Linked DNA regions of Homo sapiens: region 2 is linked to region 1. The links are chromatin loops, found by intact Hi-C in ENCODE. Cell type or tissue: PC-3. All regions are shown on one strand. Each heading gives the region's core, and the rest is flanking DNA. Links, peaks and the distances in the headings are about the cores only.

Evidence for each region. A loop is a pair of places that touch in the nucleus more often than their neighbours do. Peaks named below come from ENCODE experiments on the same cell type or tissue, not always from the same donor. Only the 100,000 strongest peaks of a DNase experiment are listed, where the experiment ranks them.
Region 2: a loop joins it to region 1, with 12 times the contacts of the local background. A loop is called at or near these places in 2 of 110 quality-filtered maps.

What each region holds. Positions count from the first base shown.
Region 1 is chr14:28,748,795-28,764,431 of GRCh38, reverse strand. It overlaps FOXG1-AS1 (FOXG1 antisense RNA 1), which reads left to right. Exons shown (of 7, transcript NR_125758.1): 2 at 1,958-2,100. Among named protein-coding and RNA genes, the nearest start is that of FOXG1-AS1, 8.7 kb to the left of the region's middle. RefSeq lists an enhancer at 5,965-7,563. In PC-3, for the core only: CTCF peaks have their summits at 7,143 (motif pointing left) and 10,009 (motif pointing left); DNase peaks (open chromatin) are centred at 7,121 and 10,031; H3K4me3 peaks cover 355 bases; H3K27me3 peaks cover 6,720 bases.
Region 2 is chr14:29,456,130-29,471,766 of GRCh38, reverse strand. No RefSeq gene overlaps it. Among named protein-coding and RNA genes, the nearest start is that of LINC02326, 400 kb to the right of the region's middle. RefSeq lists an enhancer at 12,155-13,489. In PC-3, for the core only: a CTCF peak has its summit at 7,830 (motif pointing right); no DNase peak of the experiment used is centred there; H3K27me3 peaks cover 3,014 bases.

The DNA of each region.
Region 1 (15,637 bases), core at 3,017-11,016:
AATTTCTCCTCTTACAGCCCCCCTTCTCACCACCACTTATAATGGCACACAGGGCTCCCTCTGAGGTGGACGGCCCGGTACGTTTTCGTAGTCGGTCTAGCGTGAAATGATTCGGTGTAACCGGATTCTTGGGAAAGGACAGGTTACGTAAACATTTACTGATGTGGAGTAACTATACTATTTGTACTCTGATATGCAGGAAGGAAAGTGTTGATTAACACAGAAGAAAAAAAAAACGAAATTAGCTGATTGCATGCTCATAAGTGCAAGCTGTCATTGAACTGCTTTTAAAATAGACACAGCTGGGTGTTTGTGTTGAAAAATTTCTTGTGTTTTTGCTAATACTGAAATAAGCATGATTTTGTATACCAAACATTTTCAGATCATTAAAATTTGTAATCTGTGCTGGTTTTAAACACAAAGAAAAGAAACAGAATCATTTCGATGTAAAATTTGCTGATATTATATTAACTCAATCAGGTCTGTACAAATTGTGCATTGTGCCTCCTAAAATCTGTTTGATCAATTTAATACACAAAGTGCCAAACGTGGGTATTGTTTGTTAACATTGGACATTTTATTCAAATCCGAGCTCAGCAGCAAACTGGAGGAGCTTTCCTTCAATACAACACCAGCTCTGACTGATGAATTTTTAATGTTTTAAGGTGTTTCTTAGGTCAAATCTGAGCGTGCATTGTTTTGTAATCCTGTATAAAATTTTAGCAGGTGGAAATAAGTTTTTCTTCTGTTTACTTTCAAATAGCAAAAACTGGGGTTTGCTAATGAGCACTGTAATAATCTGATTTTATATGCTAGGAGCTCATATTGACTGGGAAAATGTTTTTCATTCAAATTAAGGCTATGTTATATAGTTTAAGGATTGCATGAATGCAAGTCTCTCAAAATAGGATATTCTTATGGGCATAAATAGTATATAGTTTAATGTAATATTTAAAAATCTATTCTTCCTAATGACAAAAGTTATTTGTAATCTGGCAAGAAGTGAGTTTTAATTCCTTTTAATAATTTCAATTGCACTTTATGTCGAGATGGTGATATATATATATACTCACACACATATATATGTGTGTGTGTGTATATATGTATATATATATAGCTTGTTCAACAAAACATGCACTGTTTACTCAGCACCCCGTGTTTGTCTCAGCAATAGCTTTTTTAAAGAACTGCTACTATTTGAAATGGAGGGGGAGGGGGGTCCTGGACAGAGTATTGTGCAAGTTGAAAGTCTCTGGATGGGGCTTTGTATATCCTACCAGCCAATTTGGGTGCAAATTGGATTTGAAGGCCTGCCTCTGTCCACCTCGGGCCTCTTCCCTAAGCACTGGAAGCCCAATCTTCAGCCCCACTCAGTCACCGTGATTACCTTCAGAAGACAGAGGGAATTCAGTTGTCTCAGACCTGAAACAAATTCTCTATCATTCTAATTTTTTTCTCATGATGGATCTAACCTTGATCTCTCACACAGACATCTACAAATGTGTACTATTAATGAATAAAAGCAGAAGTCAAAGTAAATGTAATTTTCTGGTATATATCACAGTAAACTTCTCTCTTGCTCTGTCTGCAGTCCCCCAGCTCTCCCAAAGAGGTCAGGCCCCGTAAAGAGTGAGCAGTTCCAATGGAAGAATTGGTTAGGAAATGAATTAGATTATTCCTTCTGGAGTTTTAATTAATAACCAAGGCTACACAGCATACTTCATCCGAGTAGGGAGCAGAACATTTCATTTTTCCATTTGGCGGTGTTATTTAAGTATTCTTTAGGGCCTCTTTCCTGTTTTCAGTCAGTGATCCGCCTCTTTTCTTCTTGCTAGCTGCTGGTTAAAGGAAGGTGGGCCCCATTTACCTAAAATCCACTCTGCTCTCCATTCCCTGGACAGGGTGTCCTTGGAGTGGCACCCAGCGCCAAGCTCTAGCTAAAGTTCTCTTCCTGCAGATGCACAGAGAATTTCTGACCTTGTGACGTTTGGGAGTGAGGAGATCCCATACAGAGGCATCCAGGTATTTCCAGAGATCCTGTGGCAGGTGAGGTCTGCCCTCGCTGGAGCCAACTCGTCTATAATATCTTCCTAACAGCAGGTAATGGTGCTAACATTTAGTGATTAGAAGTTACTCTTTAGCGTGTTGTATCCTCGTTCTGTGGGTTTTGGTTACAGGTTATACGATTAGGTTTGCGAGAACAGTAGTGAACTAAACTTCTCAGTAAGAGGTCTTCACACCAGGGAAGTGTTACTTTTCTGCAGCAGCCCTGCCTCGTCACTCATTAGGGAGCTGCAGGTTGTCAGTGGCTGCTCTCAGCGCGCGCACGCGCACCCTCAACGTCCCCGGGGGCGCGCACATTCGCGCGTGTGTGTACACACACACACATACACACACACACACACACACAGCACTAAAACTAAATTAAGAAGCCGATGATTAAGACAAGCGTCTACTAGGCCTGTCATTTCAGCATCCTTCCATCATAACATTGTGGCACCGGCAATTTTGCTTGAGAACCTCGAGTAAAAAAATCTATGGGAGAGCCTCGTCTATGAGAGTGGAAATGTTTAGCTTGTGTAAGCTAGGGAGCCACTTTAAAAGGGAGAAAGTCCAAGGCGAAGAAGAGGAGCAGGAGGAGGAAGAGGACAAGGATGAGGAGAAGGCCTTGACAGAGACCCCTGGGACTCTCCAGGCAAGTCTCTGTGACGCTGCCAGGTGTTCCAGGCTCTCTGAAGCCAAGTACGTACGCAGCCAAAAGAAAAGTCCCGTGATCTTCAGCAAAATGTGCATGGGAGAAGCTTTGTCCCGACATTAGCCAAGGGAGAGCCAGGCGTGGAAAGATCCATGACGAAATACCACCAGAGGGCCAAGGGACTTTAGTCTCTGGAAAAACTTCTCAGTCGAATACTCTGTACATCTCTTGTAAACATTGTAAACATAATGTCCACTACCCTTTTACTTGTTTCGCGTTCTTTGCCAGTGCCCTCCAGAGGGTGAGTGATTTGCTGAAGGACTTGAGTCCCTGATAGTGTGAGGGCGGACCTGTTCCATTTTTAGACCTGATCCAGTTGTGAGAAATGGTCCCACACAGCCTGGGGAAGTGCCCCTGAGAGGCCGATTCCTATTTTTCCTCTAGTTACCCAAGGAAATGGTGTAGTCAGTCTTTCAAAGGAGATAGGGGAAGCTCCACAAACAACCATAACACAGCACAACAAAACAAAACAAAGAGCTGAAGGGGTGTTGGTGAACTAGAATGAAGGAGGCTAGAGCTCAGGTTCTTAGTTTTAACCCCCAGCTCTATCCCATAAGGAAGAAAGTGAGACTTGGCAAAAGCCAGCCCACAAACAATATTACCTCGGATTTTCCATCAGTGGGGCACCAAAACAGGAAAAAAGAAAATAACTATATATATCTATATATATATATATATCTATATATAGATATATCTATATATCAAGCTGAAAGAAAAACTTACAGGGCTAAAAATGCTGAACTCTTAAGAGCTGGAACTCCTAACTATCCCATCATTGTTCTTACTTAGTTGGAGCTTCAATGTGATTTCTAGTAGAAGCCTCAATCTTCTTCTGGAAGTGTTACAGGACCTTTTAGAGAAGGGGTGTGTGTGTGTGTATGTGGGGGTGGGTGGCGGGTGAACCAAGACTTCTCTTTTGAAGCACACCTCCAAATGGTCCCCCAAATTCCAGTTGTGTGAGAAAAGATGGAAAGGTCTGACTCCTTCGCAATTTTTAGCCGGTCACCTTCGAACTAGTCACCGCTCAATATTTAAATGTACACGGAAAACATTGAACAGTTCAAGGTCCGTATATGAGATTAATAAGTATCTTATAGGAAATGCTTGCACCCACTAAAGGTCTGAAGGAATGAGAGGAGAGAAAACTTCATGAGTGGGGTAAGCAAGCCAGGAAGCACGCAGAGAACCCTTCACCCCAAAGTCTCCCTTTGCGTGGGGAAAGTAGTATCTACTAATCAGATCTATCTGCTTCTTTCAAGAAACCTGCGTGGACAAACCAATGGGCAAGTTTTTACTTTGTGCTCATCTTACACCCACCTGGCCCTCACTCTCCGGAGTCGGTTCCAGTAGGTCTTCCTACCCCAACCCTCGCTCCTCCCCCGCGCCCCTTCTCCAACACGAGGCCATGGAAAATCTGTTGGAGGAGCGTTTCTCAAGAGGTCCAGCTTTTCTCCCTCCCCTGCCTTGCCTCTTGAGGCTGTAACTGCGAGGGTTCCCTTCGAGGAGCTTCGCGGAGCTGGGGCTCCCAGGTCTGCGCGCCGCTGCTCCCTGCGCATACCCGCGAGCTTGCCCGACGCTCCTTTGTTGCAGACGCTTGCCGAACGCAATCGAGCCAGAGGCCTTGATTCTAGGCGTCATCTCTCTAGATGTCCCCCCTTAAAGTTGCCTTTTCAGCCTAGGTATCTCTTTTTTTGGCACATAAGACCGGATACACACCAAATCAATTTTGGGCTAAGAGGTCATCTGCCACGGTAAACGCGGGGATATAGAAAACAGTTAAAGGTTTCAAGTCTGTATTGCTATAAAGCACATTTCAGAGTTAAAAGACTGGGGTGCATGCAGGTGACGTTAATTCGAATATTCAATTACATGTAAGGGGTATTGAACCCAGTGGGGGATAACAGTAATACCCGTATTTCTCTCTCGCTCTTTGGAAGGAGTCGCCTGCGGGGAGGAGAGGAGAAGACAGACTAAGCTGCGCGTAGAGCGGCATCAGGAGCAAGTTACCGTTAGCATGTGTAAACAAAACAACTCGACTCCTCTGTGTCAGAATCAACAACATCAAAGGTGTCTGTGGGGGGTCACTTTTATTTTTAAAACAATCCTAGATTCTTGTTCGGCAATTTTAGTGTCTTCCTTCTGGGTTTGTCCTAAGGCACGTAGGAGAGAAAGTAATGTTCGAGAAAAAAGCTGGGTCGGCAAGTTTGGCTCCGGAGCCTATGAACTATGAATCACCGCGGTGAAGAGGTTTTCTTTTTTCTTTCTTTTTTTTTTTTCTCACCCTCTTCTTTTCTCCCGGAGCGTGAACTTGTTAGATAAGATAGATGAGGCTACAAGGAAACAGAAACGCTGAAAAAGCCCAGCTCCTTTGGAGAGCAGCCTGTGGGGCTGGCAGGCGGCTGCCGCGCGCCCTCCCCCAGCTGAGGGGCACCGGGGTAGCTCCGGAGCTGTCCCAACTTGGGCCTCCTGGGCCCCCCGCGGGGCCAGACATCACGCTCAGATCGCTGCCTTGGCCATCTTACCTTTTGGCCATAGAATAAACACCCCGAAAGACGAGAGAAAGGCCTCTATTTGAGCTGAGTGTCTGCTCTCCCGCTCGAAACACAAAACAGGGCCCGCAGGTTTTCCTAGAGGAAGTCCCAATCACAAAACAGTCGGACAGTGGGAGACGCTAGAGAATTCTGGAATTACACATGAAACATTATTTTCCTAATTAATTAAAAATAATTCTCTTTTCCTATTTATATGCATACACACGCTACTGATTACACGTCCCTATTTACTTGAAAAAATGCTTGGAGTATCTTTAGTACACAATGCTCATTCTTTGTCCCCTTGAACATTTACAGCTGATAATGTGGCTGGTTGGGATCAATTAGCACTGGATTTTGCCCCAGGATTGCTCCCCAGGGCGGACAAGTGGAGCCAACTCATCTCCAGCGACTTTTACTTCGCTCACGTGCATATCCACGCCAGGGCTGCAGAAGCATTTCAAAATCCGCAGCCTTGGTTTCACTTGATTTTGTTGTTGTTATTGATAAATATTGGGTCATACACAAGCCACTTGTCAGAGCCTTTGGCTCCACCTCGCAGCTGCAGCTCCTAGCGGGACGTTTGAGTCTTGTCCTAGGAACTGGAAGGATTTACTGGGAAAAGAATTACACATTCTCTGCTCCTTCAGTTTTGGAGATGGTCCCTTAAGATCATATCATATCGTCTGTCTGCTTGCTGTCACATTTATTTCTTGATTGTTCTGATATGTGAACAATGGGAAGGTGTGTGCATCTTTTCCCCCTATCTTTTTAAAACAATTATTGAAATGGTTTAAAAGTGGGGGAGGGGAGAAAGTATTGATCCCAGTTCTTTCCGTATATTTGGAACCAAAAGAACATAGGCAAATAGATAATTGTTTTAATTGTCGGGGTGGGGGGTGGGTTGGTAGGTAGGACCTTTGGGGTTTGTGTAATTGGAGTAATAAATACAGTTTATCTTTTAGCTCCGCCGTATATATTCTTTCCCTTGATACATATTGCACATGAAATGAACCCATGGTCTACTTGTCTTAGCATGTTTGAAGCCCCAGACACCCAACAGTATCATTACAGGAAAAAGACAGAGCCCCCAAAGACTGCATGCAGGCAGGAAGGTGACTGCCTTTGGGGCCAATGGGGAATTTATCTTGACGTTGAACTTTTCTGGGAAGTGCACCCACTCGCTCAGGCTCCCTTGCTGCGCAGAGTTCAGGTCTTCCCCATGCTGAAGAGCAGGGAGGAGGTGTGGAAAAAAACAGCTGATTTTTGACATTTCAAAGGGACTCTTTCTATTTATCAGTGTTACCGAAGTGTACGTTACTGGAGAAACAACAAAACAAGCATAGAGCTGCAATTTTCAAGAAAATAGGATCCCCAAATATAAAAATAAAAAAGTAGCAGATAAGATGTATAATTCAATCAAATTACACAAAATTGCTTGAAAATCTAGAACAGTAGCGATCCATTATGCCTCTGTTTTATTAGTGACAAGTACAATTACTCTAAAATAAAGAACACTGGTGAATATATAATTGGCTGTAATCATGTTAGTGTTTGAATAAAAATGACGGGAACATTTAACACTTTGACAACAAAATGTTCAGAAATAACTTATTTATTCAAACAGTTTTTATTTTCCACCAAGTGAAGGAGAAACACAGTTTGCTTAGGAAAATCAATGACTTTTCCCTGCAATAAATAAATATCCAAAAGGGGGAAAAAACAGCCCCACACCTCTATATTATTACTGTTATTATTTTTAACCAGCAAGAAGCTTAATCCTGTGTTTGAAGTCAGCGCTCATCTAGCGGTTGTTTGGTGCCAAAGTCCGCCACCTAGAGGAAGAGCTCTGCAGCCCAGAACCCCTTTTCCCGCGGTGACCTCGGGAATCAAAGTTAATATTCCTTTGCAAATTGCTCTCCAAACTAACTCCCCCTCCCTTTCCTCCTCACGTCCCCTTTCGCCCTACAACATCGTCACAATATTTTCTTAGTAATTGCTCTGCACAATTGACAGAAGCGCCGCGTCTCCGGCAGCGCTGTGCTCTCCCAGGAAAGCGTGAGGGCGCGTTGGGGAAGCAGGTCAGGGAATATTTGGTTCTGGAGAGACAATCCACTTTCATCCACAATGGTCTAGAGCAGCGTGACTTGGGAACTTATAAAGTGACGGCTGATGGAGGCATCGCCACATTCCAATGCATTTTTTAACCCCGGGCTTTCTTAGAAAAAACAACTGGGATCCCCAGGTACCGCGGGGCTATTCCCGACTTTTCCCCAGCGCCCCCACTCCCCACCCCAAACGCGAAGATCTGAGATCTCGGCTTTATTTAATCATCTACTCAGTTATTGGAGCTCAGTGGGTCCTTTTATTCTCCTAGGTGGGTTGCTTGAAGAACTGAGTTACAAAGGTATTAAAGAGGAGGCCGTGTTTGCAGGGGTCCCCCTGTGGTCAGGGAAACCGACTCAGGAGAACCCCCATGTTTTTACACTGAGCTGAGCCTCCGAGTTTCAAGAAACTTGGGCAGTGTGCGAGAGAATTTGGGGTTGTACTCGCAAGCACCAGGAGTCTTTTTGATTTTAGTGTTGGTGGATCCTATCGGCTCCTCACACAGAAAAGCCAACCTCACTCTTCAATCTCGAGCTCATCCTCTCAAGTAATTATTGGGGAAGGGAGATGCTAAACGAGGGAGCATGGGGCTCTGGGAAGAAATTTAACAACAGCATTCGAGCGCTCAAATTCTCCTTAACACCAGTGCTGCAGATTCTGCTGCGATCCCCGCTCTGGCCCTCCAGGAATGTCTCCCCGCCCCACTCCTCCAAAGTTTTGTTTTAATTGCTTTAGGGCACTTAGAATATTGTTCAAGTTGAGGATTTCCTAGAAAGGCGAGGAAGATAGAGTTGATTTAGTTTTGAAAAAAAAAAGTTATTAATCATAAGACTTCAGTTGGGTTTCATTTCTTCTAATTTTCCTTCCTGTCCCCTCCTTCCCTCCTTCCCTCTTTCCCTCCTTCCCTCTTTCCCTCCTTCCCTCCTTCCTTCCTTCCTTCCTTCTTTCCCTGCTTTTTCTTCCCTTTTCTCTTTCCTCTCTCTCCTTCTCCCTTTCCCTCTCTCTCTCACTATCTCTATGTGCGTCTAACTGTATCTCATCTACCTCCCTAAATGTGAGAGAAATGAAGCCTCGTGAAGGTGATGGAGGTGACCATTTTCATTCTGACTTCCAGAACCTCCTTACTTGTCAATTCTTAGTCTCAATGCTGGAGTTTGAAAGACATCTCGGAGGTGATTCTTCTCCCTCCCAGAGACGACCTCAGAACCATGGTCTAAGAAGCTATTTTTCTGACTGTGAAATTATTTTTTAAGGCAGCTGAAATAAATATATATTTTTAAAATAAGCCTCTGAAACTGATGCCCCGGTGCATGCTTCCTCTATGGATTGAGGCGCTCCCTAAATTCACTCCACCCAACCCCCTAGGAGCTTAAGTCCTCAGAAATGTTTTGTTTTGTTTTATGCAAAACTAGCGCTTCCACTCTCTACTCCCAGGTCTATCATTCCTCTCCCGCATTATATTAACGGCGATGTTAGCCTTCCCCTACGTGTTTAGGCTGCTAATGCCGGCCACTTAACGCAACAAAAATGCTCATCTGTGGAGATTTTCCCAAGGCTAGCTGCAATGTTGGCTCCTTTTTCTTTTCTTTTCAGGGCACGTCCATTCCTCCCTGCCCCCTTCTTCTTTTCTTGAGATGGGGACTGGAAAAGGGGTCCAACAACTCTAAGCGAGTGTGTGAAGTTTCCCCTCTTTCTCTTGCCTGCCAATCCGTCAAGCGGGGTGGTGAATTTTTGGTTTTCTCTAGAGAGCAGGACTATGGAAGCTTCAGCGTAGATTGGTTGCCTCTCTTAGTTAACTTGCCTTCTTCTTCTTCTTTTTTTTTTCCCCCAGTCATGACTTTCCTTTCTCCTCACCTTAGTCGGTGAAAGCAGTTGGGGATTGCCCTCACAGTCCTTCTGCACCCTTCCTAGCCCCAGGCTTCTGAAGAAAACTCCACTGGCTTTCTTTTGTATTGACAGGGAAGCTGGGTTGGAGATCTCCTCTGTATTGGATTGTGTGTGGGTGTTGTGTATGCTTGTTTAGTTTTAATAACTTTATGAGGGAGAGTCTCCTGAGCTTGTTGACATTTTTCTTCTATGGGGAGATTTTCTGGAGCACGGAATCACCTTAATTTAGATAATGACCGTCTATTAGGCTTCTTACCCTTTCAAGTAAATTTAGCCTGGGAAAATCATCTGCCCTCATGATTAATACATACCTAGTGTCCAAGGAGAAGACCATCAGGGGCAATGCAAACTGAAACTGACTTAAAGGGTAATAAATATTACCCAGTGGGTTTTGACTTAAAAAGATGAATATCGTCATTGTTCACAGCTGGAACACGTTTACTTCTTAAAAGCTGGTGAAGTGTAGACACGAGAACTGTTTTCCCGACTCTGGCTCTAGCACTCTTTTCCTATGGATCCTTAGGCAAGTTACTTCATCTTTCCAGTTTTTTCTTAATCTGGAAAATAAGTGACCTGCAATCACTAATATATAAAATATCATTCATTCATCAAATTCCCAACAACACTACCACTAAAATATAACTTTAAAAACCATAAGAATCTTTGGAAAAAATTTTTGGGGAGGTGGGGCTGGGAAGCAGGAAGAAAATCTCATTCTAACAGCAGCAGCGACATCTAGTGCCCATAATGCTCAATAGTAGCAGTGAAGGTGTGGGATTGTTTACTGAGTTTTTGGAGGGGAGAGCCATGGAGGCTTTTCTAATAAATCTTGACTGTCTGTCGGGCACACAATAGTCTTTTGATAATAAAAAAAATTCTAAGCTTTGATTATGGTAATAAGACATAGAGAGACAACGGTTTTTACCTCAAATCTGCACATAGGGCAATTAAAGTTTGTTATGAGTATTCTTCCAATGCTTTAAATTCCATGTCAAGGAACTAGTTCTAAAAAGTAATTTTATTTTGAGGGGGGTTGCAATTTATTTACCTAATTTTCCAAATTATCACTAAATATGTTTCTACACAAATACTTAACAAAATTGAAAAAAATTTATTTTTGATATTTTCTTTTATCTGAACTAACCACTTTGATTGGAGATAATTATCTAGTGAATAGCAGGGAACATACTAAAAATAACACCATGTTTTAAGTAATCACATATATGCCCTGTCTATATTACCTTGGCTGAAAATATTTTATAATTCAAAGAAATGGAATTCCTATGTCTATATGGATTCTGTTTCTTCTTCTTACAGCAAAGATTAAATGAACTATCTGGGCACAGGAAAAATCTTAGCAATGGTAGACTGCAGAGCCCCAAACTTTTCAGAATAACAATTTCGGCATTTGCTTGGCATTTAAGATGTTAGAGAGAGAGAGAGAGTAGACCTCTTCTCATTCCCTGTGACTGTAAGCTGGCCATGTGCGTGGGTGTAGTTTGTGCATGCACTTGCTGAAGTGTGTGTTTAATTTCCTAATAGCAAAGCAGCTGATGACTACTGGTATATGGATTCATGTTTTGTAACTTTAAGGGAAACCAATTTTGTTTATTCTATTTTTCACCAATATTTCCTAGATTTTACTATAAAATTTGGTCACTGGCATGCTATCTAGCTAGTTCTAGAATAGTAAGATAAATATACAAGTTGTTAACACCTAGGGGAATTTGAGGTAGTCACAACACTTCTCTTGAACCTTAGTTTTCTTATGCACAAAATCAGAAAGTTGAATCTGCTATCCCTTATAATTCAAAAGATTTTTAAGTCAATAAATCATCAACCTTCATTTGAGAAGACTCTCTTGTGGTGTCTTCATTGTTATTTGCAACTCTTCTCTATCACTCCTGAGTTCTCTAGTTAGGCATCTCATCAGAAATGAGAATTGATGAGCCAGCCCTCCATCTTCTCTATCTTCCTGTCTTGTTCTTTCCCTTTTTCTGCTTTTAAAAATAACAAAAATCTCAGACACTCTAGTCACCATTTACTAACTCATTGGCATGCACTCAGCTCTCCCTTGCTATCCATCCAGAAAAATCATAATGTGAGATAGGACCAAACTGAACACAAAGCTGAGGCAGCTGTATTCAAGTTTTCTAACATGTTCCCATATCCTCATGGTGATGATTAATTATTATTATTATTATTATTATTATTAGGAACCAGAGCCAAAGTATTCTGGCTGCAGATAGCCCACATTTTTCTCTCTGCTTCTGTGTCCCTGTGAATAAATTTCTTCAGGAGGATGCAGTAAAATGTCTCCAAATTCAATCTGACTAGGAACATCATTACACACTTTTAGCAATAAGAGTGTTCACAGAAGGCAAATATCACTCCGTGATGCAAATATGCTCAGCATTTAATATAGACCTCAGGGAAGCTGAAGACACACACACATACCCATGCACACACACACACATGCATGCGTGTGTGTGTTGTATATAAAGTGTGTGTGTGTATATACATATACACACATATGTGTATAAATATATGTATATGGAGTATCATATCTACATTGACCTGGGTTGATAGAAACAAACAAGTTTGTTACAGGGAAAATTCTAAATATATCAAAGGTTTCTTTCTTAGATGCCTTTTTGTTGTTCCCTAGAAAACTTCTTAGTTCCTACTACTTGGACTTTTATTTAAAATTCCTTATGCTGTACGAAGTTCATAAGACATGTTTTATTCTGCAGATTTTTCACAGACCTCATAAACACAGGTATTATTCTATTTTAGAAGTGAGGAGGCTGACCCAGACAGACTAAATTACTTGCTTAAGATCACTCCACTAGGAAGACACAGAAAAGGAGTGTGAATCCTGGCTTTGGACAGGCCGCAACTTACACTTGGTCATTTTTAGGGTTGGAGCCTTCAAACTGGGAAACAAGGGGATTGACTGAGGCTGTTCATTAAACTTCACCAGGATTCCACCGCATATATTTGAGAAATCTCAACTTTTAAAGAATTTTGGGACCCCTAGTCTGTGTTTGCTACTCCTCATTCATGTATGATTTTCTCCTCTTAACACTAACAATTTTATATTCTTTCTACAGGAAGGATAATCTTTGGAAAAAAGGTTGTACTCTAAACATTTTTGTTAATTATCTTGGGAACTAAGATTTTAGAGTTGGAGGGAATCTAAGACATTTTGTGATTCAGCAGCTCTGGAGTAAGATGATTGTCCGAATCAATGGCTCCTGAGAACTGTGTGAAATGGGAGTCCAAATTATTGTCAGTTCTCTGGTGTTGCTTCCTACCCATCTCCCTGGATTTTTGGCTTTATGCATTAATACATTTGGTTACTTCATTCTTGCTGGCCACCCTGTGGACTAGTTTTCCAAGCGGCTGCATTTTCAGCAGCACACTGTGGACTTAGCCAAGCACTTTAAGCTGAGAGCTGTTAAGCCTTCCTGGATCTATTTTCTCTCAAGTAGCTCTCTGCTGCCCTCAACTGGTGTTCAGCCACCAGAGCTAGCTAGCCTTCAGCATTTACACGAATCCACCGTACCCTGGCTTCAAGTCAGATATGGGAGCATCATTAACCACACTGTTTATGGCTTTTATAGCATGGAAAAATAGAACCCAGGCCCATTCACGTCCACTTATGCCTCAGGTTCTCACTTTCTACAAGTTTGCAGATGGGCCATGAAGGAGAATATCTGATTTTCACTTATGTGTGCTGGAGTATTTGGAAGGGCTTACATGAAAATGTAAACTTTCTCTTTAATTATCAAATTGAGATACACTTCAGCTGATAGACCAAATTTTTGAACATGTTGCAGTTAGTCTTAAGAAATACGAAACATTTTGTCTTTGATGTAAACAAGATATAGAGAATCATATGAAATCCATGAATTACTTGTAAACTTTCTCATTTGTTCAATAAATACATAGCGTACACATACTGTACGCTAGACATTATTATTGGTGCTAAGAATATAGCATTGGATAATGGAGGCAAAAACCTCTTCTGCCTTTATTAAGCTAACTTCCCAGTTAAGGAAAATAGACATTAAACAAGTAAATAGGTAAAATACATTTTAAGGGAATGTAACATTTCCATATCTATTTCCTACCCCAAGTACTGTAGCGATTGCATGTTTTTGTTTTGTTTTGTTTTGTTTTGTTTGAGACGGAGTCTCACTCTGTCGCCCAGGCTGGAGTGCAGTAGCGCGATCTCGGCTCACTGCAAGCTCCGCCTCCCGGGTTCACGCCATTCTCCCGCTTCAGCCTCCCGAGTAGCTGGGACTACAGGCGCCCGCCACCACGCCCGGCTGATTTTTTGTATTTTTAGTAGAGACGGGATTTCACCGTGTTAGCCAGGATGGTCTCGATTTCCTGACCTCGTGATCCACCCCCTCGGCCTCCCAAAGTGCTGGGATTGCAGGCGTGAGCCACAGCGCCCGGCCGCGATTCCATGTTTTTAAGAACATTTGTAGTAAAGTTAAAGAGGCATAACTAGAGTTTATACAGGGACCATGCATGCTATATAAATATTGGATGCGTTATTTATTAATGAATTCATAAATTTCTTGTGAATATAGAGTAGATATATGAAAGTGTTTGATGCAGATGAGTGTTTGAACCTTTCAGCTGAAGAGACGTTTTGTCTTTTGTTTCTATACCAATCTCTCCTGTTGAATTGCCTTGTGGTTGGAATATCACTTTGTCACCCCCTGTAATAGCTGCCACTAAAGTCCTTGCTATTGCTGCTATTGACGATGGTCTCTGGTTATTATCTTTACTTTTCTCTTTGTTTTTATTCTGTTCTCTTACTATGTCTTTTGCTTTCTTCTCAGATAAACTCTGATAGATACCACTGACCAAATAGAATAAGTTTTCCCTTTCTTATGTGGTGGAACTACCAGTCATAACTAGGGAGGTTTAATCACCTGATTTTCTTTTCACTACCAGGTCTATTTGAAATGGGTATTTGTCCTAGGTAAAATGCAGCTGATTTGGAAGAAACCAAAATATTAATCAAATAATAACCAAGTGGTAGTGGCAATTACAGATACACAGCTTCTAAGTAATATGTTTGTATTTAAATAAATAAAATAGTCCAAATTCTGAAAAAAAAACCCTATAATATAAAACTGAGTTTGAGTTGCTGGGTGAGAAGCTTCATCCTTGCCGTGAAAAATTTTTCTGTGTGGAACTTTCCAGTTTTGTTTTTATGATGCAGACGTCTTCTGCTAGGCAGACATGACACCATCTCAGTGAACCATGTAGGTCAGCACAGGGTTAAAAATATGACGTACCTATCCTTATATGAATTAGAAATGTTTATATTTATTAACACATTTCTTGAAATATCTTTAATTTTTGTTTACTTCTGATTTTATATATCACAGACTTGCTGTAAAAAATTTCTAGTATATTATAAAGAAGAAAATAAACATAAATCATCTATTAAAGTAAAACCTATATTCTAAATAATTTGGATCATCTTGTGGGTATATTTTGTGTTCAGCCTTTTGTTCATTATTGTTATACTGTGAGCATTTCCACATAACTATTTTTAAAACCTATAGTTACAAATATCTATATTAACCTATGGATAATGATAAACAATTTAACCACTGTCCATTAACCATTGCTTCACATTTAGGTGGTTTCTAATTTTTCATTATTAAAATGACTTGAGATATATAACTTTGCACATAAGCTTTTTCTCCAACTTTGATCATTTATAATAGATTTTTTAAGGGCAAGGTTTTTTTTTTTTTTTGGTGGGGAGGGATCACATAGTATGAATTTGTAATAAACATTTACCATATACTGGTGAATTGTATTTCTTTAAAATTTCATTACTGTGGCTGGGCTTGGTGGCTCACGCCTGTAATCCCAGCACTTTGGGAGGCCGAGGCAGGTGTGTCATCTGGGGTCAGGAGTTCAAGACCAGCCTGGCCAATGCAGCAAAACCCCAACCCTACTAAAAATACAAAAATTAGCCAGGTGTAGGGTTGCATGCCTGTAATCCCAGCTACTCAGGAGGCTGAGGCAGGAGGATCCCTTGAACCCAGGAGACAGAGGGTGCAGTGACCTGATATAGTGCCACTGCACTCCAGCCTGGGCAACAGAGCGAGACTCTGGCAACAACAACAACAACAACAACAACAACAACAACAACAGCAACAAAGATTGTATTAGTGTACATTTGCAGTGATCTATAAAAGTGACTGTTTTGGCCGGGCACGGTGGCTCACACCTGTAATCCCAGCACTTTGGGAGGCCGAGGCGGGTGGATCACGAGGTCAGGAGATCGAGACCATCCTGGCTAACACAGTGAAAACCC
Region 2 (15,637 bases), core at 4,556-12,555, 710 kb before region 1:
AACAAATAGTAAAATGCCATATGTAATAATAAAATATGGGCAATTACATTAAATATAAGTCAATTCAATTCTCAAATCACAAGGCAGAGATTGGCAAACCAAGAAAAAATTTGCATTTCTAATGGCATCAAAAGGAATGAAATGCTTAGTAACAGATTTAAGAAAAGTGCAAAACATACACTTAAAAAAATAAGAAGCCTTAAAAAAATTTACACCCATCTTTTATGAACTATTCCAAAAATAGAAGAAGAGGGAACACTTTCCAATTCTTCTATGTGGCCAGTGTTCCTCTGACACCAAAATCAGACAGGAATATCACAAGGAAAGAAAATTACAGACCAATATTCCTTATTAATATAAACACAAAAGTAGTCAGAAAATAGTAACAAACCTAATCCAATTGTCAATATAGAAAATTATATTATCTGTGAATACATCAAAGACCTAATAAATGTGAATAAATTAAAGACCTAGAAAATGGAAAGACGTTCTGTGCTAATAGATTTGAATATAATGTTATTAAGATGGCAATACTCTGTAAACTATTCTATGGATTTAATGCAATCTGTATCAAAACTATCAAACGAGAGCTGACTTTTTTCAGGAAATAAAAAGCTAATCCTAAAATTTAAACAGTAGAATATTATTCAGTTGTGAAAAGAAGTGAAGCTTTGATACATTCTACAAGACAGACGAACATTGACAACATTATGCTAAGTGAAAGAAGTCAGACATCAAGGCCATGTATGGTATGATTGTATTTATATGAAATGTTGAAAATAGGCAAATCCTGTTAGTGGTTGCCAGGTATTGGGAGAATAAAGCATGAGAAGTGACTTCTAATTGGTAAACGGTTTCTTTTCGGGTGACAAAAATGACCGGAATTAGATAGTGATTGTGATTGCAAAAATTTGTACATATACTAACACCTATTAATGCGTAAAATTTTAAGAGTAAATTTTATGGTTTATGAATTATAATTTAAATGAATGAATGAGTTGAATCACTAAAAAATTTCCACCAACCTTTGACTGGAGCTTCCCTGCCATTTCATATCTGTTTTCTGACAGCTAATGATCAATGATAAAATATAATTGTTTGAGTCACAGGTGATTACAAATGACAGTATATGCTAGGTCTGCTATGTGCTAGACTAAATATTGTATTTATTTTCATTGGGAATTGACATGATACAATTCTAAGAAGAATGTCTTGTGCTTAATTAGTATTTTTTTAAATCACTGAATTGTTAAAAAGTTTTAAAGCTTTTATTATTAAGTTTTGTGAAAATTATTTTGGTAACTATGTTATTCATTAGCTCAATTTTTCCCAGTAAGGGCATCTTCAGGGCTGACTCTAAACCCAATAATAGAAAACAAAACAAAACGAAATTTCTGTATAAAACAATACTCACCTCATTAGTAAACTCCAAGCTAAATTCAAATGTAGTCATTCTGATAAAGTTCATATTTTGACAATCATGATTCATTGTCCTTTTACAGCAGTTAGGGGGTAGCCATGAACTATTTCACGTCATCAGGGAACTCAATTATTGGGGCCAATTATTTGCCAAATGTTAGTGACTTTTCTGTGTGTTTGCCTAAGGAAGTATCATGTCGTATTTAGAATTGAAATGCTTTTCCCTAGTCAGATGATAGTGTTGTACAGTAGTCATTTATGGACTTTTTGGTAGATTAATGTGGAAAACAGCAATATAATACATCTATACAACAACACATTTCTAGATGAAGCAAGCACTTCTGTTGATTTTTCTGAATAGTAGCTTGTATTAGAACTGGTGAACCAAATGAAATGTTCCCTTGATCTGGATATTTTCTAACAATGCCAAATTAAACAAATTCAAGTGAATTTTTTTTATCTGTACTTCTAATCAAGGCAAAGTTTTTAACCTACAAACCTGAAGATTTTCCTCTGTGAATTCGTTTTATGTTTACCTTTGTTTACTTACAGAGTGACCTGTTGGTGGATATAATAGATATTCATAACTATAGAGAATATTAATACTAATTAATCAGAAATAGTATATTTATTATTGTGGCTGAATGTATGCTTAATGTAATTTAAATAGTAATAATATGTCAAACAGTTGTTGAAGTCTTTTTCAAAGTGTTTTGCATGTGTTGATGTCTTAAAGGTGATGTAACTAAGTTACAGAGAGGATAAGTAAGTTGCCTGATGTCACCCAGACCACCAGCTAGTAAGCACTTGAGCTGAAATTAAAATTTCAGTAGTTTGACTTCAGAGGCTATTCTCTTAACTATTTTGCAATGCTGTTTCTCAATTAAAAAAAAGTTGGATAGATTATTATGTACTACTTACTTTGGTGAAGGAATAGGGGAAATATTAGGCTGAAAGGGTTATTAAAGATGAAAGTTCTGTGATTATTTGTGAATTTCCATAGTTATCAGCCCTTAGTGTGACAGCCATTCCCTACCTCCAGTAATAGGACTTGAATATATAGAAGTCATATCTGATATGTCAGGCATTTGGTCAACCACAGACTCAAATATTAGCAGACATAATCTGGTATGAGTATTAGTAAGAACAGATTTTCCACTGCTTTACAAATTATTCCACCCAAGCACCTCAATCAAGAGAGAAGAATGAACCAGCATTTCATGAAGACTTAGGGAAGGGCTATGCTATTGTGCTTTCAAACGGAAACTTTTATCTTAACAAATATATGTGATTAATTCTTTTGCAAAATGGATTTAATTCCAAAAACTCTATTGTTTTAATACAAAAGTAGGTTTTACCATATTTTGCAATAATTTGACATTCTAGGAATATGAGCTATGTTGACTCTAGATATATAAATTGTAGCTTAAGAAACACAGGATTCCACTCCACACCCATTAGGTTGACTAATATCAAAGAAGCACACAGAACGGAACTAGTCACCAGAGCTGTTGACACTGTGGAGAAATTGGGACCTGTGTGCACTATTGCTGGGATACAAAATGGTGCAGCAAACTGTGGAAAACAAATGATGGTTCCTCAAACAATTAAAAATAGAATTACTATATAGTCCAGCAATTCTGCTTCTGAATATATACCTAAAATAATTGAAAGAAGGGTCTCAAAAAGATTATTGTACACCCATGTTCATTGCAGCATTATTTGAAATAGCCAAAGGATGGAAGCAACCAAATAGTCACTGATGGATTAATGGGTAAATAAAGTGTGATATATACAGATAATCAAATACTATTCAGCCTTGAAAAAAAGTAAATTCTGACACACCCTACAATATGCCTGAACTTTGATGATGTTATGCTAAGTGAAATAATCCAGTTACCAAAGGACTAATATTGTATTATTCCACTTACATGAAATACCTAGTTAAATTCATAGAGATAGTCTTATGGTGGTTGTCAGGTACTTAAGGAAGAGGTAATGGGAGATTATTGTTTAATGAGTATAGAGTTTCAGTTTTTTAGGAGAAAGAGTTGCCAAGATGGATGGTGATGATAGTTGTGTAAGAATGTGAATGTACTTAATACACTAAACTGCACACTTAAAAATGGTTAAAATGGTAAACTTTTTATTGTATGTATTTTACCACAAGAAATAAAATGCAAGTTAAGAAAAAGGAAATGTAGGATTATGTGATAAGTATCATCTCCTGTGCAGAATATGCTTTATTTCACTGCTACCTCCATGATCCAAGCTACCTGGATCAATCTCCTACTGCATTACTTTTATAGTCTTGTACTTTAGGGTGACCATATATTTGTCATTCATACTGGGGCACTTTTGAGAGTGAAAGGGTATACTCCAAGACAACTGGTATAAACTTGATTGTGCTAATCTCAACAGAGAAGCCATAGTGGTCTTTGAAAAATATCACATCGTATTCTACTGAAAACCCCCATCACCTCCCTATTTTCCCAAGTGACTAATGACTGCCACATTGGACAGTGCTGATCTAGATAATTTAGATACCTGAGCTTTCTATTTTTCCTCAAACATTGGGCTATTTTGCTCCTTTTAGAAGGTTTAATAGCTTTCATAGTTTATAGCTAATATGTAAGCTCTATGAGAGCAGGGAATGTACTGTTTATTCACTGCTACATCCCAGGCACTTAGTCCAGTGACTGGGATGAGGCAAGGACTTCATATTTGCAGTATTCAAGCAAACTATGATTTTTGCCTTAAGACCAGAAAAATGTTTAGAAATTCAACAAATAATTTGAGAAATTATATTCTGGAATGATATTTTTTATTTCCATTTTATCTGATAAATATTGTGATAGGTAATGTAGAAACGTTTGAACCCAAAGATAAACAAGTAGACATTAGTGTATCAAGATTATGTCAATGTAACTGATGCATCCTGTTGGAAAAATGAACAAAATTTTTGAACTTTGTCTTTTCTTATCCACTACTAAGTTGTTAATTCTGTGCTAATTTTTTTTATGAACCAGAGCTATCCATTATATTGCCTTTTACTTGAAATATGTCTATCAACTGTGTCATATTTTACCATTCACCACCCGTTGTACTTTCAATTTTGGGGAGGTAGGTGAAGTGAGAAAGGAGAATACTGATGGCATTCAGGGCTCACAAACATGTACAAAGAAATACTTTGTGAAATCATGCTCCTTTTCTTCATCTTTATTTAACTGGGCTCATGTGAGGAATGTTTAAAGCTTTGTGTGTGTGTGTGTGTGTGTGTGTGTGTGTGTGTGTGAGCGTGCACACGCACGTGCATGTGCATGGAAGAGGGAAAGAGAGAGAGAAAAATGCATGACAGTGCTTACCTATGAAAGTTAGAACATGACAGTATGGCACAGAAACTTCTAACATTCTGGCTATATTATATCATAAGCAAATCATGAGTCGTGTCTATATTTTGTTTATTTCTGCATACTTCACAGTGCCAAGCCCTCAGTAGTCGCTCAGAAAATTTATTCTAAAAAATAATGCATTCCCAGTTAGCATTTGTTATCAACCAGCAGCAACCAAAATCACATTTTGATAACAATATGTGGATATTGCCCAAACAAGCAGATTTATTGGATGAGCATTACTACAACCATAGAGCATTTTAATAGCTTAAGATTTTATGTATGCAATGTAAATATCTTCTTGATACATTGAATATTATGACAAAAAGTTTTATTACTTCAGAACAGATGAATAATGATGCAAGGATGAATTTTGAAGAACATTCTTGCTAGATGGATAGACAAAGTGTTCAAAAACATTTGAGAAAAGAATTTACTAAACATTATCTGCATGTGACCTCAAGCAATTTGTGATGAAACGTGTATGTGTGCACATGTGTGTATGTGTAGGAAATAAACTCAAATAGCAAAGATACATATATATTTATATTTTATATGTATTTATATATAAATTGATATATTATTTATATATATTTATATATTTTTATATATTATATATTATATATTTATATATTTTTATATATTATATATTTATATATTATATATTATATATTTTTATATATTATATATTTATATATTATATATTATATATTTTTATATATTATATATTTATATATTTTATATATCTATTTTATATTTTTAAATATATTTATATATTTTTGTATATAAATTTATATATTATGTATATATATTTCTGTTATATATATTTTATATATATTTATGTATATAAAATATAGATATATTTTAATTCATTGCATTAAATTCATAGTTAGCTCATAGGCACACAGAATTTAGTCTCTTTCTTCTCTGTCATTTTCTTCTTTTATAATTTGTTTTACCATAAAGAGATCAGAGAAGCCTGTTATGGTACCGTGGCAGGAGAACAGGAGATCTCAGGAGAAATCCAATAATTAAACCACTTTGCCTGGCAAGTAACCCGTTGGAAGGTAATGGTTCTGGAGAATAAGTTGGTAGGAGCACTTAATTATGGCAGCCTTTAATTCAATGTGAGCTGCCTGAACACTAAGAGTTTGATCAGTATGTGTTAATCTAGTTAAAATAAGCACTTTTTTCCTCAAAGTAAACTGGGTACCTAAATGTATGCATCTCAAAAATCTGACTTATAGTAACTCCATATTTTAGAGATAAAGATTTAGGTAGGGTGGCATTTAAAACAAACCACTTGCCATTATCTGCAAAAATGTGATTATTCTAACTTAAGGATTTAGTCTTACCCAAGTTTTTTCTTTTTATATACACATGTACTCACACATATATGTAGTGAATGATGATGACATGTAATGAAATAATACTGTATTTTCAAAGCCACCTACCTTTTAATCCACTCAAAACAGTGCCTGTGCATGTTGATTATGTGGCAGTTGAGACCAGCTGCCCTATTGCTTCTTTTCTATTGAAGTTGCGTTCTAGAAATGACAGAAGCCTTAACCTTTATTTAGCGGGAAAAGCCATTAATCTGTCTTCAGACTTTCCCCTACCTCCCACAGAAAAAACAATTTGCTCTTCAAAAGTTTGTTTGGAAATGAAACCAAATTCTGTGTTTCCTCTACAGATGGTTGACCTCTTTCAGTTGGTGACTGCATTACTCATTTAAACAATTATACAGGTCAGTATAGTGTAATCTAAATTATTTAGTCTCTTAGTGTTTTTCAGACACTACTGACAGTTGGAGAGCCTCCAGCTGCTGGTGGTACCTGGATTTGAACTCCACACAATGATAACAGAATTTTAGTCTGAATTCAAGAGCCCATCCATTGACAGTGCCTACTAACTCGCTTGACAAGCTTGCACACTGGTCCCAAGGGAGTTATAACTTAAGTAACAATATGTCAACACATAAAGATTTTCAGAAGAAAAGTTTAAAATACGTGTGATTTTAAAACAATCATTACTACCTGGTTGATCTTTCTTCTGAAGCCTAACCCTGAAATACCTTTCTTTTTTGTTTGTCCCCCACAGGGAACAACTCTAAACTACCAAACAGATTAGCAAAATATTATGATAATCTTTTCCATCTTAATTTGTACTGGAGACTGAATGTGCCCCAGTATCAACCTTAATTACTGTATAACATTTCAGCAGTGTAGTTCATGAAAATGTCAGGGAGTTAGCTAAAGGGGACTTGGGGTCTTGGAAACATCAGCGGGGGACTCGTAAGAGAATGTGTGCTCCACAGGACAGTGGAGATTTACAAACACAAAATTTAGGACGGAGATGGAAATGAAACCTAGGGCTAAGGTGTTAACACCAAGCAAATCCAATAAAGTTTGAGTTTCTCAAGGTAGAGAGAAGGCACAATGCAATATAGTCTGGTGGTCTTTCTAACACCTTTAAATAATTTTAAAATTAGTAAAATTTAGGTTCCAGCAGTTAACACAACAGCTTGTAAAATGACTCTTTATAATGAGGGATCTAGTATGTTCAAGTTAATATATCAGTTTGAATTAATGAATTTTTAATTCAGATTCCTTTTGCAGCTTGAATTCAGACTAATTACAGGTTTTAAATTGTCACTAGTCGGAGCTCAGCCAAGGCATATTTCCTCTCTTCTTTACTTGCACCCTGAGAATTCATGAATCAATTTTTTTCTGGGTCATGACTTTGCCCCACCAGGAGCAGATAAAACCCTTTAGTGAGAAGAAAATGCAATGGCAGGGATCCCAGTCAGTCAGAATTTGTACGCAAAATGCAAGGAGGTAAAAATGACAGAGGAAATTTCCCAGCTATGAGGAAAAAATGCTTAAAAATCATGTATATAATCGAAACAGTAATGAATTTAGTAAATACTTTTAAGCACAGCAGTATCCACTTTTATCCTTGTAATTTAGGATTATTGGATATCTTACGAGAGGGACTGCCTTTTGCAAACCTTATTTTTAAACAGCAGAGGTCACCTTAGTACAAACCTCTTCAGGGGGGGAAATGCTTTCTGTTCAGTGGTGATAAATGAAGTACTTTTAAACGATCAGTAACCCTTCTCTTATTTCATTGAAACTCAAAAATCAAACTCACGTGGTTAGTTGGGAATTTAAAAAAGTTGAGCAAAATGAAATTGTTTTAAAGTTCAATTACTTTTTATTTATATCCATTTTAAAATGATTCTTTTCCAAAAGGAGAATTACATGAAATAATTTAAGTAATCATAGGGTCCGATATATTTCCAACTTGGTTAACAATATTCCATTTTGTGTTTACTATTAAAAATATCCAGTAAATCATTCTGGCTCAACCACTATGGCTTATTTTTAAAGCTAATTGTATCTGTAAAATATACCTCTTAGGAAGGAATGGCTAATAAATAGCTCACTAAATGTAAAATCTTTCAAAAGGCAAAAAGTAAAAAGTTATTAAATAAAATTTCATTTAATAAAACATAGATCTGTTTAGATAAATTGATAATATTCTCATGCTTTGTTTTGTGACTTTCGTAGCTATAAGCTATAGTTCACCTAATAATGTGTGATAAGCTAGTTTAGGCATTTGCTTTTCAGATGTTTGAAGACCAGAAGATGTGAAGTGGAATGTTTCTGTTTTACAAGACTTGATGTAAAAATATTCTTTTTTTAGTAGTCGTAAGTTCATTAGAATACACCTTTAATTAATAATTATGTCTGGTTACATTATATGATCTTTATTGAATTCATATTTTAAGTAAATTGACCTATGAGATATAATCAATTTTTGATAAGTAGTTCAAATAATCCTTTTATTGAATATGCCAATATGTCATTTTCATGTTATAATGAACAACAATAACTATTCTGACAATAGGAATAAGATTTATTAATACTCCCTCCTTCCTCTGCCTTTTCCTTCTCTCCCACCAGATGACAAAGTTGCGTAACTTTCACACTGACTGCTGAGACAATTGCCCTCTTACAGGGAATGGGAGGGAAATTCAAAGAAATAAAAATTCCCAGGAAATTCTTAAATGCTATTTTAGATTTTAATCACTTTATTAGATTTCTTGCTTGAGTGATTTGTGCAGAAAACATTTTATCTATTTTGTTTTCCTCTGATTACCGAACTGTGTTGGACACAAAAGTCTACTTGGAACTAGCTTACAGTTTAAAGACAGGTTTAATAACAGGTGAACACTGGAAAATATGCAAACAAAATGGCAGACATGAATGACTTCATTTAAAGCATAATTGCTTCTCATCAACCCAAGAAATCATGCAGAAACAGTCTCTGTTTTATCCAGCCAGGAAGAGACCAGAGAAATCACTCAGGCAGAGATACTAAAAGGAAGGTCCATTCTTGGGTCTCAGCCAGACAACCACTCTACACACAGATCCAAGCTTAAAGACAATAGTCCTTAGAATCACAGTTCATCATAACAGATAATTATACAGCAAGTAAGACAATAAGGTTTTTTGGCCTCTGACTATATAGACTAATTGCTGGCTATGGAGCTCTGCCTGGAAGGCACACAGCACAGCCTCTGCAATGTCTTCCTAATATGTGGGGACTGGTGTAATTTCGGTGGACAAGAGGTTTACTGTTTAGTGAATTCCATATGGTGGTTCTTTCTCTTTTGCCGATTTTTTTCCCCCAGCAGACATATAAGTATTTCAAATGATTCCTGACATATCTACCTGGAGAGAGTTTAAAAGGAAATAATCCTGCCTAGTATTCCAAGGAAGTTTCCCATTGATTTTTAAAGAAATCATTAAAAAGGATGCAAAAAAGTCTGGCCATGTAACTATAGTGTTTAACATTGCACATTCCATTCCAAAATATTAAAAATTAGGATATGATATCAACTTTTATTTAAATGCATATGGATGTCAGCACTTTTGCTTGATAATATAGGCAAAACCAAGAGTTAACGAACATTGCTTTTGAATATGCACCTGGAAGGAATAAAGTTCCACTCTCGTTTTGGTTTTGTTTTGTTCTTTTTAATCTTTAACAGAATCCATCATGATTACACTTGTTATTTATTTATTTATTATCAGGAAAGATTAGAGGTATCAACTTTGAAGATATTTATTCACCAGAGAGAGTTCCTGACAAGCTAGCAAGGGGGTGCAGAGACTCAAGAACAGTGATCCTGCCTCTCCCCATCAGAAACAAATATGTCTCTCTTCAATTTGTGTAGCCCCAAACACCAGCCAATTAACTTGAAGCTGAGTTTTGACTCAAACTCGTGACCCTTCAGGCCATAGAGCCCTGTTCTGCATCTGGTGTCATTGAACCAAGTTAGGATAAAAATAATCTCTGCTATTGTTTTTGTGTGTGTGTGTTGCTTCTTTTTCCTTGCTTTTAAAAATAAATAATGCTTTTAAGACCTACTGAGGTCTTTACGATTCCTAAAGCTTTCTACATGATATTTGTATGTTTTCTCTTCTTTGGAAGGAGAAAAAAGCTGGAACACAATCATTTTTATTGAACAAAGTTTGCAGTTCATTAAAGGCTTTCTGGCTCCCATGTGCAAGTGCTGACCATTACATCACGCGCCCTGAGGGTTGTGCTAGAAAAGAGAAAAGAAGGCGAAATCAGCAAAAATAAAAGCGTCTTCCTGACTTGAATTGAAAAATGTGCTTGTTTTTTGTTAAACACCACAAATTTGCAGGAAGGCTGGCAAGTGTAATAGCATTCTGAGCATATGCTACCTCGGAGGCACAAAGCCCTCGCTTAAAGAAATACACTCAAAACCTACACTTTGATCCCCAAGATTTGATCAAATAAAACAATAGTTTCCAAGCTGTGTCATCTATTACTAAGTTAGTTTAAAGATTCTGTTAAATAGGAATGAATATGTACCACCGAAACCATTTTCATTTCATTCACTTTTTTTTTTGTAAAATAATTTAAAAAATTCCAGTGGAAAGAAAAAGATGGATATCTTTCGAAATAAGGTGAACTGAGGAGCAAAACAAAAAAGAGGGGGCTGAGGATAGAAAATTTGCTCTTTTATTCTATTTAACTCTTGTTTTCTAAGAATTCAGCAACATTTGGCTATTGGGGATGTCTGGAACGTAGGACTATGTATAAAATCTATGTTCAGACGTTATAAGTTATATCATAATAAAAGTCCAGAAGTGTAATGAGGTGGATGTGTACAAAAGGGGCTTCAAGTAGTGTCTGCAACCCAGTGGCCATTAAATTCTGATATAATTTTGGCCCTAAATAGTGTCTATTTTTTTAATTGCGAATACAGTGAATTCACCATTTCTTTGTGGTTTGATATTCAGAAGAAAAAAGCAAAACCAAGCCCAACAAGGCCAATATCATTGCTATTGAGGCGATATTTTAATGTATTCTTTTATTGTGTGAATACTTTTTTGAAAGTACACAGATCTTAAATATCATAGCTAGAAAGTTGATATGGCTTAGATTTCAGATGATAAACACTACCACACGGTGTCATATTAAAATGTAAAAACTATGTATGCACGCCACAGCCTCTGCCTGCTATGAGTTTGGTTGTACGAATGTTTTTTTGACTTCTAAATCACACATTTGCTAAAATGAGCTCTGGTAGATATCAGTTTGCGCACAGGCACAATGTGTCTCAGTCAGATTCATAAAACAGAGAGCTGAACTATACTTTGACTTTTGACATCAACAATCTGACTTCAATATTTCTCCACAAAAAGAGACTCCTGACTCTGTGCTGTTTCAATGTGATGGATAGCTTTTCAGCTGCTGACAGCACTGAACATAATAAATGTATTCATCAGCATCAGGGGCTGCATATCCCCATGTCTTAAGTTTTATAGCTAGTGGTTTTTGAAATGCCACCCAGAAACACCTGCAGCACTGCCTTGTTTCTGCAGAACTGCAAAGCCACTGTGAAAAAATATTATTGTAAAGTTGTCTGTATATCAGCATTTCTGTGCTAAACAACCTTTTAATTGCCTACCCTCTAATTTTTCTTTGCCTTGAAACACTTGCAGACACATATTTTAATTTAAGCCGCTCTGTTTGACTCCTCTGATCATCTGGGTTTTCATTGTCGTTGCTTCACAATAATTTAATGTCATATATAATGGCATCAAATTGGGGAAAGCCCTAAAAGCTGCCAATCCAAAGTGATCTGAATGTTCCCGAGTACAAGTCTAGATAAGCTTGACTTGTTTGTGCCAACATTATTCATCACATTCTGTGTCTAACTGGGCCAGTGTTCTCTTGCTATTGCATTTTTAAATCCTCTTTCAACATACTCTGAAGCTCCTTAATCAGTGTGTTTTCTATGCTACAGTTAACAAAATGGTTGCAAGTATACGTATGCACTAAAAATAAAAGAAAGAGTATTATGACGATGCTTCCTACACTACTATCTAAACGTTTTACCATATTGTTCTTTAACTTGGTTCTTGTTTAACAAATCGCATTTTGTTTGCCGCTAGAAGAGAAGAGTTGGACCACATGTGCAATTCCACATTGGTTTTAGATTTTAATTTAATAATATTACAGAGAGCTAACTACTATTAATGAAAACTTATTTGTGAGGCTACTCCAAAGTTGATCATATATGTCTTCTTGGGAGGAGAAGAGTTTTATTTTATAGCTAATTAAAAGTTTCTAAAGATGCTGTGGATTTTTTTGTGCAAATTAAAATTAATTAGAGTTATTAAGGAGCCATGAAAAGAAGGATTTGAGAAATAGTGAGAAATATTATTTAAACCCTAATGGAATTCAGTGAAACCCACAGGTCTATTACAGGCCCCTGATTTGCCAGGATCACTGCAGGGAATCTAACATTAATAAGCACACTGGTAATTAAATCATTTGTTACTTTGTCTGTAATGTTGTAATGTTTCACTGATACTCTGTCAGAGCTCTTTGTGCAGATCAGAGCTAATCAAAGGTAATCAATTTTCAGCATTTGAGAAATCTGTAAATGATTATACATTCATCAGATCATTTAGTGGAGTGCAAGGAAAGTGCAATGCAATTAATCTTCCTGCATGAGGAGGAATTACCACCACAGAATTCAACAGTTATAATTAATTTCATTGTCTTGCTGTGAATTTTGATTGCTTTTCTTTGGACTGTATAGTACAAATGATGATTCATTGCAAAGTATTTGCAAAGCAAACACACCAGTGTGCTATGCAAATTAAAGTAGCTGTATAACAGATAGGTTTCAAACTTCCTATTTACTCAGGGTTGTTGAGTACTAATTTGGCAAATAATAATTGCTTGTTAACTTTATACACTCTTCCCTTGAATATCAAGATTGGTAACCAATATAAATAGAAAGCACGTGCTATTTTGTATCTTATGGTATGTATGCAAAATACTAGTTAGCACTTAAACTTGTTCGCTTTACCAAATAATTTAGGCATTAAAAATGGTTATTTACTTCTGAAATCATTTGCTATTTATTTAACTTAAACAAAATAGCAGGAATAGATTATGCATAGAAGTGGGTGTTGCTTTTCCCATTAATTGTAACTAGAAATGTTTAAGAGACTTTCACTTGAGACATTTGATTTTTAGAATCTATTTGTAATATAGAATGTTGCTATTTAACAGAAATATGTAATTTTGGTACATAGCAGGGTGTTGCTAAAACACTCTTCATCATTTACAGATTTCCTACATAATCTCCTTCAGTTTCCCAATATTCTGTACATTTAAAAATATGCTTGTGGAAACAAATACCAATTCAGAAGTGATCTAAAAAGTTCATCTCTTATTTTGTGATAAATAAAATATATATATTTTTTGAGACAGTGTTTCACTCTTGTCAACCCAGGATGGAGTGCAATGGCGTGATCTTGGCTCACTGCAACCTCCCCCTCCCGAGTTTAAGCGATTCTCCTGCCTCAGCCTCCCAAGTAGCTGGGAGTACAGGCGCCTGCCACCACGCCTGGCTAATTTTTGTATTTTTGGTAGAGACGGGGTTTCACTATGTTGGCCAGGCTTGTCTTGAACTCCTGACCTCAAGTGATCCACCCACTTCGGCCTCCCAAAGTGCTGGGATTACAGGCATGAGCCACCGCACCCGGCCAATAAAATGATTTTTTAAATGAAGTGAACGTTAATGATAAACAATAACAATGTACATAACTTTAATGTTAACTGTTTGTGAAATGACTCCAATTCCTGTAATAATTAAAATGTGAATCATGATTGTTTTTCTTTAAATCACTTTGTGAGATCCAAGTCTCTAGTGTTTTTCCCTAAATTAAACTTATCTAAGTGTTAAAATCAGCTTCAATCCTTTACATACATATACATCCAAAAATATGAAGCCTCACTTTAATATTTCTTAATCAAGAATTTGAACTATGTACTTGAATGTCAATTGAAAACCAATATAAGATGTTATATTTTCCTCAGATATGTTCTGTGTGTGATGTTACTTTTGTAACATCTTTGTTGATTGAACTTTGAGGAATAAGTAACTTTTTTCACATGTTAATTTTTAAACCTGTGAATTAGTTTAGGTTAGTTCAGTTACCTGCTAAAATCAGGAGTACTATAAGTCTTTTCTGTTCTGAAAAACAGAAACAAGAACAAAAACCTGAACAAAACTCTAATGGGTTAACTGACTAAATTAACACATTCCAAATCATGTGAAATTGAAAAGTCAAGATATCATCATTTAAAATTCATGGTAAGGTAAATAATACAAGATGTAGACTAAAATAATGCAAACTTAATGGTAAATTGATACTTTTTTTTCTGAGAGAATAAATTAAGCTGTCTGGAAATCCAAATAAATATTCAAATAATAAATGAGGCCCCAAACCACTATTTTGCTGTCAAAATCCATAGAGCAACCATGGGAAAACTCTTTATGGCATCAAATCTGTCATATGCTTTAAAACCTTTGTCTATTGTTTTTGCAATGAATGCAATGAATGCTTCATTTAAGATTTTGATAAAAGACAAATATTAAGATAAATAATATACAGGTATACTGTATAAAATTTTCCTATTTCTTAACCATAAATGTATTTATATTATCTCTTTTTTATAGGATTTTAAAAACATTTATTCAAGTTACTTCATTTTAATCTTTGCTCATATTTTTCTTTTAATGATTTTCCATTGTTGCCAGCATCGTAGCAATCCTGTTTTATAATTCTTTCCAGTTTTCATGTTTGATACACCATGCTGATTTTTGGTATTGAAGTTGGTTCAAGCAATATTATGTGTTAAATATAGTTCAACTAATTTAAAATTATTGAACTATATTTAAAATTATTTCTGCCAGGTTCAGAAAATTTACTTAAGGAAAACTAGTCTTTTCAATTGATGCATTCCCTAATTTATTCAAGGTTGGATCAGCAGGTACTAACTCACTTGATCATTTTGACTAAGTTTGCCAGTCAAATCATCAGAAAAATATAGTTAATAGAATAGAGATATAAACACAAGATAAACCAAAGACGGAAAAAGAATAAAATGCATAATATAGAATGTTTTCTATGAGGATCATGGGCTTTTGAGTGAAAAAGACTTGGTTTATATCCTGGGTCAACTTCTTTCAGGTGGTGTGACCATGTGAAATTTTCCTCACATAAACTTTCTACGTTTTGTTCATAAAATGAGACTAGTACTCTGTTTTGCAGAAAGTTATTGTATTGGAAATGCGTGTGAAACAGTCTGGCACATAGTAGGTGCTCAAAGAGTGAAAGCTGTTATTATGACCCACAGAATGAAGAAAAGACATGTGTTAGGTGATGGTGGCAATACAGGAAGAGACAGCCATAACTTTG